Linked DNA regions of Homo sapiens: region 1 is linked to region 2. A link is a contact called in ENCODE Hi-C or POLR2A ChIA-PET data. All regions are on one chromosome and are shown on one strand. The core of a region is the stretch at or near the end of the contact, and the rest is flanking DNA. Distances in the headings are between cores, read along the strand shown. Region 1 overlaps ATP9A (ATPase phospholipid transporting 9A (putative)). Region 2 overlaps LOC105372663 (a long non-coding RNA gene).

The links. Hi-C counts contacts between places; a loop is a spot of excess contacts on that map. ChIA-PET counts read pairs that join two places held with the same protein, here RNA polymerase II (POLR2A). Pooled maps may share reads with other maps.
Region 1: a loop to region 2 is called in a map of OCI-LY7, with 2.8 times the contacts of the local background. The contact joins two enhancer-like sites. A Hi-C loop is called at or near these places in 1 of 168 maps with a recorded cell type or tissue (OCI-LY7) and 1 of 50 pooled maps. POLR2A ChIA-PET finds 5 or more read pairs at or near these places in 1 of 52 experiments (PC-3).

The regions. Positions count from the first base shown.
Region 1 is chr20:51,664,567-51,667,266 of GRCh38, forward strand. The region is part of intron 13 of ATP9A (ATPase phospholipid transporting 9A (putative)); the gene reads right to left. Among named protein-coding and RNA genes, the nearest start is that of ATP9A, 100 kb to the right of the region's middle. Within about 2 kb of position 1,370, at least 3 of the 41 ENCODE cell types and tissues checked have a DNase peak (open chromatin) inside an H3K27ac peak, as active enhancers do; they include OCI-LY7 and PC-3, where a contact is called at or near this core.
Region 2 is chr20:51,381,713-51,384,412 of GRCh38, forward strand. The region is part of intron 2 of LOC105372663 (a long non-coding RNA gene); the gene reads left to right. Among named protein-coding and RNA genes, the nearest start is that of MIR3194, 70 kb to the right of the region's middle. Within about 2 kb of position 1,424, at least 5 of the 41 ENCODE cell types and tissues checked have a DNase peak (open chromatin) inside an H3K27ac peak, as active enhancers do; they include OCI-LY7 and PC-3, where a contact is called at or near this core.

The DNA.
Region 1 (2,700 bases), core at 120-2,619, 280 kb after region 2:
AAGAGAGTATAAGACTCTGTCTCAAAAAAATAAAAATAAAAATAAATAAGAAAACAAAATGAAAAATAGCATTTCTCACACAATTAGCTAATATCTCAAAATAACATATACTTGGGGTAAGGAACACTGAGAATTATAGATTTAAACTTAAATTTCTTTTTTTTTTCCTTTTGAGAGGAGTCTCCCTCTGTCACCCAGGTTGGAGTGCAGTGACGCGATCTCAGCTCACTTCAACCTCCACCTGCCGGGTTCAAGCTATTCTTCTGCCTCAGCCTCCTGAGTAGCTGGGATTACAGGTGCCCGCCACCACCCCCGGCTAATTTTTTTTTTTTTTTTTGTATTTTTAGTAGAGACGGGGTTTCACCATGTTGGTCAGGCTGGTCTCAAACTCCTGATCTCGTGATCTGCCCGCCTCGGCCTCCCAAAGTGCTGGGATTACAGGCGTGAGCCACCACACCCAGCCTAAACTTAAATTTTAAATCATCATACCTGTTATTCAGCTACAAAGAGGAATAAAGTACATACACCTGCTACAACCGGAAGAACCTTGCAAATACTCTGCTAAACGGAAGACCGGCCAGACACAAAAGGTCACATATTGTTTGATTCTATTTATAGGCAATGTTCAGAATAGGCAAATCCAGAGACAGAAAGTAGACTGACAGCTGGGGGGATAGAGCAGGGGGGTTTGGGAACTCAAGGGATGTGGGCTTTCTTTTTAGGGTTGATAAAAATGTTCTAAAATTAGACAGTACCAATGTTTGCACAGTATTGTGAACATATTAAAAACTACAGAATCATATGCTTAAAAGAGCAAATTTTATGGTTTTTAAATTGTATCCCCTTTTTCCATTAAAAGTACTAGTAAATTGCCAGGCGTGGTGGTTCAAGCCTGTAATCCCAGCACTTTGGGAGGCCGAGGCAGGCAGATCATCTGAAATCAGGAGTTCGAGGCCAGCCTGGCCAACATGGTGAAACCCCGTCTCTACCAAAAATACAAAAAAAAAATTAGCCAGGTGTGTTGGCACATGCCTGTGATCCCAGCTACTCGGGAGGCTGAGGCAGGAGAATCTCTTGAACCCGGGAGGCAGAGTTTGTGGTAAGCCAAGATAGCACCACTACACTCCAGGATGGGGCGACAGAGTGAGACTTCGTCTCAAAAAAAAAAAAAAAAAGTACCAGTAAATGAATAACCCAGGGGAAAAACCATCACAAGTCCTTAGCTGGTTATAGTTTTCTCTCCTAATGTGTTGGCCATTTTCTTACTGTTTACTTGGCCTTGTATTAATAATCTGAAGCTTTCCTGCAGGAATCTTTTAAAACCACCTGCTCTCTTTATGAGTCCAGTTTAGTTCAACCACATCCTTAGAACAAGTCACCTGGACACTCATAAACTGCGGCCTACATTTCAACACTGGGAAAATAAACAACTGTGGAATTCCAGCCCCTTCCGCAGGACACCTCAAGGACCGGACCTGACAAGTACCTGTCTGATACATGGAGTGAGGGCCCCTGGGTCAACCTCAATAGTATTAGTAAGATTTTAATTTTGCATTAATTTTGGAGATGGAACTGAAATGTAAAGAGTCGCTTCCTGTACCCCAGTGGGTCATCTTGCAAACTCTTCCTTGGAGTCCACAGGTTTAGATACCCATGCTCTGAACAGGGATGAACCTCAGTTTCACAGCAGCTGTTCTCCAATGCTACTGTACTCTGGAAACACCTGGTTCACCTGTTAAAACTGCAGGTCTGGGCACCACTCCTTGTGCTCCTGACTCTGGCCCAAGTGATCTAGCCCAGGGGTTCCAAAGGCTGTACTTTACGAAACACTGGGCCAGGCATGGTGACTCACGTCTGTAATCCCAGCACTTTGGGAAGCCAAGGCGGACAGATCACCTGAGGTCAGGAGTTTGAGACCAGCCAGGCCAACATGGTGAAACCCCGTCTCTACTAAAAATATAAAAATTAGCCGGGCGTGGTGGCAGGTGCCTGTAATCCCAGCTACTAGGAAGGCTGAGGCAGAGAATTGCTTGAACCCGGGAGGTGGAGGTTGCAGTGAGCCGAGATCGCACCCCTGTACCTCAGCCTGGGCAACAGAGTGAGACTGTGTCTTAAAAAAAAAAAAAAAAGAAAGAAAGAAAAAGAAGAAAGAACCACTGGTATAAGAACCCCTTACGAAGCTCTAAGGTGGGAGGCGTGACTGCAGTGGGAGCAGGGGTGATGTGCATATTTGGGATGGTTCCACAGCTGCAAATTTACTAAAGTCACCACACTGTGTATTCAACATGGCTGAACTTTCAGGTATGTAAATCATCCCTCGATAAAACTGGTTTTAAAAAAGCATGCAAAAGCTTCCATATGTCCCATCACACACGTGGTCCTGTGCTTATGCCAGGATGTTTAGACATCACGAGAGAAAGATGCACACACTCTCACTTGGGTAGATCTGTACTGGAATTGTGAGTTCACCCCAGCCTCGCACAGCTAACCCTAACCCCACAACACACAGCTGTGTCAGACTCAAGGCCGGGATGGGCAAACTGATTTATGAGCTTCCCCTAAGGAAGGAGTATGAGGTGAGGTTCACGGTAAGAAGTGTGGTTTTCTGAATTTCAACACTTTACAAAGAGTGTTATCTGTGCTAAGCCAAAAATGAACCATAAAAGCTAAAATACACAAATATCCTGAGAGGGGACGGCT
Region 2 (2,700 bases), core at 174-2,673:
CATCTGATGAGCGCCTTCTTGCTCACGGGTACTCTGCAGCATCCCCTGGTGGCACAGGACATCGCATGGGGACGGGCTGAGTGCGCTAATGTGCTGTGCTCAGGTCTTTCTTCCTCTTCTTGTAAAGCCGCCAGTTTCCTTCCCATGATAACCCATTCACCCATTAATCCATGAATGGATTCATCCATTCACGAGGGTAGAGCCCTCAGGATCCAGAGTCACCACTTAAAGGCATCACCTCTGAACACTGCCACATTGGCATGGCAGGCAGGATAAGGGCCCCGTAATGATGTCCATGTTCTAATGCCCATCATCTGTGGATGTGTTACCTTCTACAGCAAAAGGGACTTTGCAGGTGCGATTGCTAATCACCAGTGATTAGAAAGGAAGAGTACCCTGGGTTACCCAGGTTTGCCCCATGTAATCACAGGAGTCTTTAGAGGCAAAAGAAAGAGATGTGAGAGTTTGTTAGAGAAAGAGGCGTGAGGCTGGAAGTGGAATCAGAGTGATGGGATGGCTGGCCCAGCAGATGAGAGCTGAGTGCTAAGGAATGCGGGCAGCCGTGTCTATTTCCAAAGAAGCTGGAAAGGATGAGGAAACCTTCTCCCCCAGAGCCCCCAGAAGGAGCGCAGCCCTCCTGACACCAGGATGCTAGCCCCACGGGACCTACTTTGGACCTTGGACCTCCAGCACTGTGAGGTGATGAATTTGTGTTGCTTTATGCCACTAAGTTTGTGCTAATTGTCGCAGAGGCCTGCAAGGAGACAGGGCTCAGGAGCGGTGGGTTTCAGCTAGGATGAAAACACGCAGGCCCTGGGGGGAGGGAAGACTGAGGATGTGGGGGTTTGTTTATGGGGGGCAGTGAGGTGCAGAGGGATGGGCAGCACCATTTCATGGGGCTGTGGGGCAGAAAGTGGGGTCTGAGCCTCATGGGGGTCAGAGTGAGACGCAGGGGATGAGATGAGAGTGACATAAACAGGGATAAATGGCAAAAGAGACTCGTCCCAGAGGGGAGGCCGTGAGCCCTGGGAGATGGAAGTCACGGGACCTGGGACCCCCACTGCCCGACTCTCCGAGGAGCCCTGGACATACTCTGGGCAGTGCTGGTCTAGGGAACTGGAGACGGGGGGTGGGGTGTCCACAGGGCAGATTTTAGGAGAGCCTGCCCTTGCACCTTCAGATCCTGGAGCCCAGCTCAGGGGCCAAGGTCTGTGTCGAAGACCCCAGCAGCACACAGAGGGTGCCCTGGCTTATTTGCACCACGGGGAGGATAAATGAGAACGTGGGCTCCTGAACTGCACGGCTGCAGGTGTATCTGGGGAGGACCAGATGGAGAGGCGCCCAGCCGGAGCGCGTTAGCACCATCTAACATAGCAAGCTACAGGCGCTGGCCGCACCTCGCTCCACTGCAAACAATCCGTTATTCACCTTGTCAAACAGACTCCCCCGAGAAGCCGGTTTCAGATTGGGCTTGTAAACGGCAGCTGGCTGGCCGGCCCTTCTCTTACCTGTCCCCAAGGAGCTGTTGAGCCACAGCAGTGAGCATTTTACAAGCAGGAGGGCCACAGGTGACTGCAGGCTGCCAGAAAGCAGATAACTGGCCTGGCAGGCTCCAGGATTCTAGGGAATTATGGCCTTTGGCTTTCTGTAGCAAAGGGAACTGGCTCTGTCTAGAAGACAGGCTGGAATACACTGCTGTGTAATTAGAGATGAATAAACCGAGCCATGTGGGGCAGGAGGAAAGTCTCCCTTGAGTCAGTTGTTTGGTTTATAAAATGTGTTAAATATTAGGAAATGATTAATTTTCCATACATGCCAGATGAGCCCATTGTTCTCCATGCACAGGAAAAGGCATGTTTGCTCATTTAACACCCGGTTCCTGGGGGCCTACCATACCGCATGCCAGGGTGGTAGAGAGATGGCATTGAGCAAATCAAGACAATCGTCGCCGCCATGGAATTTACAGGGGCAAGAGACAGGCAGCAAACATGCACACGGCCATCCAAACAGCGTTTTTGACATGCCAGGCTGAGTGCATGTGTGGGTGGGGCATGGGGTAGGTCCCACATGACAGCGGTCACTGAAGTCCTCTGAGGACAAGAATTTGATTGGAAAATTGAAGAATGAGGAAGAGCCAGTCCACGAAACTCGGGGGTCAAAGCGTTTCAAGTTTTAGGAGGAGACAGAGAGAGAGGTGGGGAATGGTGTGGTCTGGGCAAGGAACAGAAAAGAGACCTGGAGGCTGGAGAACTTGGGGCCGAGGAAGATGGCTGAGCCTCTTGCCTGAAATTCGGATCATCCTGAACGCAAAGGGAAGCCGTGGAGGGCTTTAAACAGGGCTGTGATGGGATCTGAGGCTGCTTTAACCTCGATCTGGCTGCTGTGTGGACGGGGAGGTCGGGAGTACACCAGCAAAGGGCTGTTGTGTCATCCAGGTAGGAGATGAGGGTGTTCTGGTGAGCATGAGGCATAGAGGTGGGATGATTTCAGAAGGGACCCAGCAGGACTTGCTGATATGTGGGCAGTGGGGACAGTGAAGGATCCGGGGTTATTCCCAGGGTTTTGACTAAGCGACTGTGTAGATGGTGTTGCCATAAACTGATGAGTAAGATGGGTGTGTGTTGGGAGAAGGGAGGAAGAGGAGATTGGGAATCAGGAAATTTTGGGGCATGTTGAACTCAAAATGCCTCCTGGCTACCA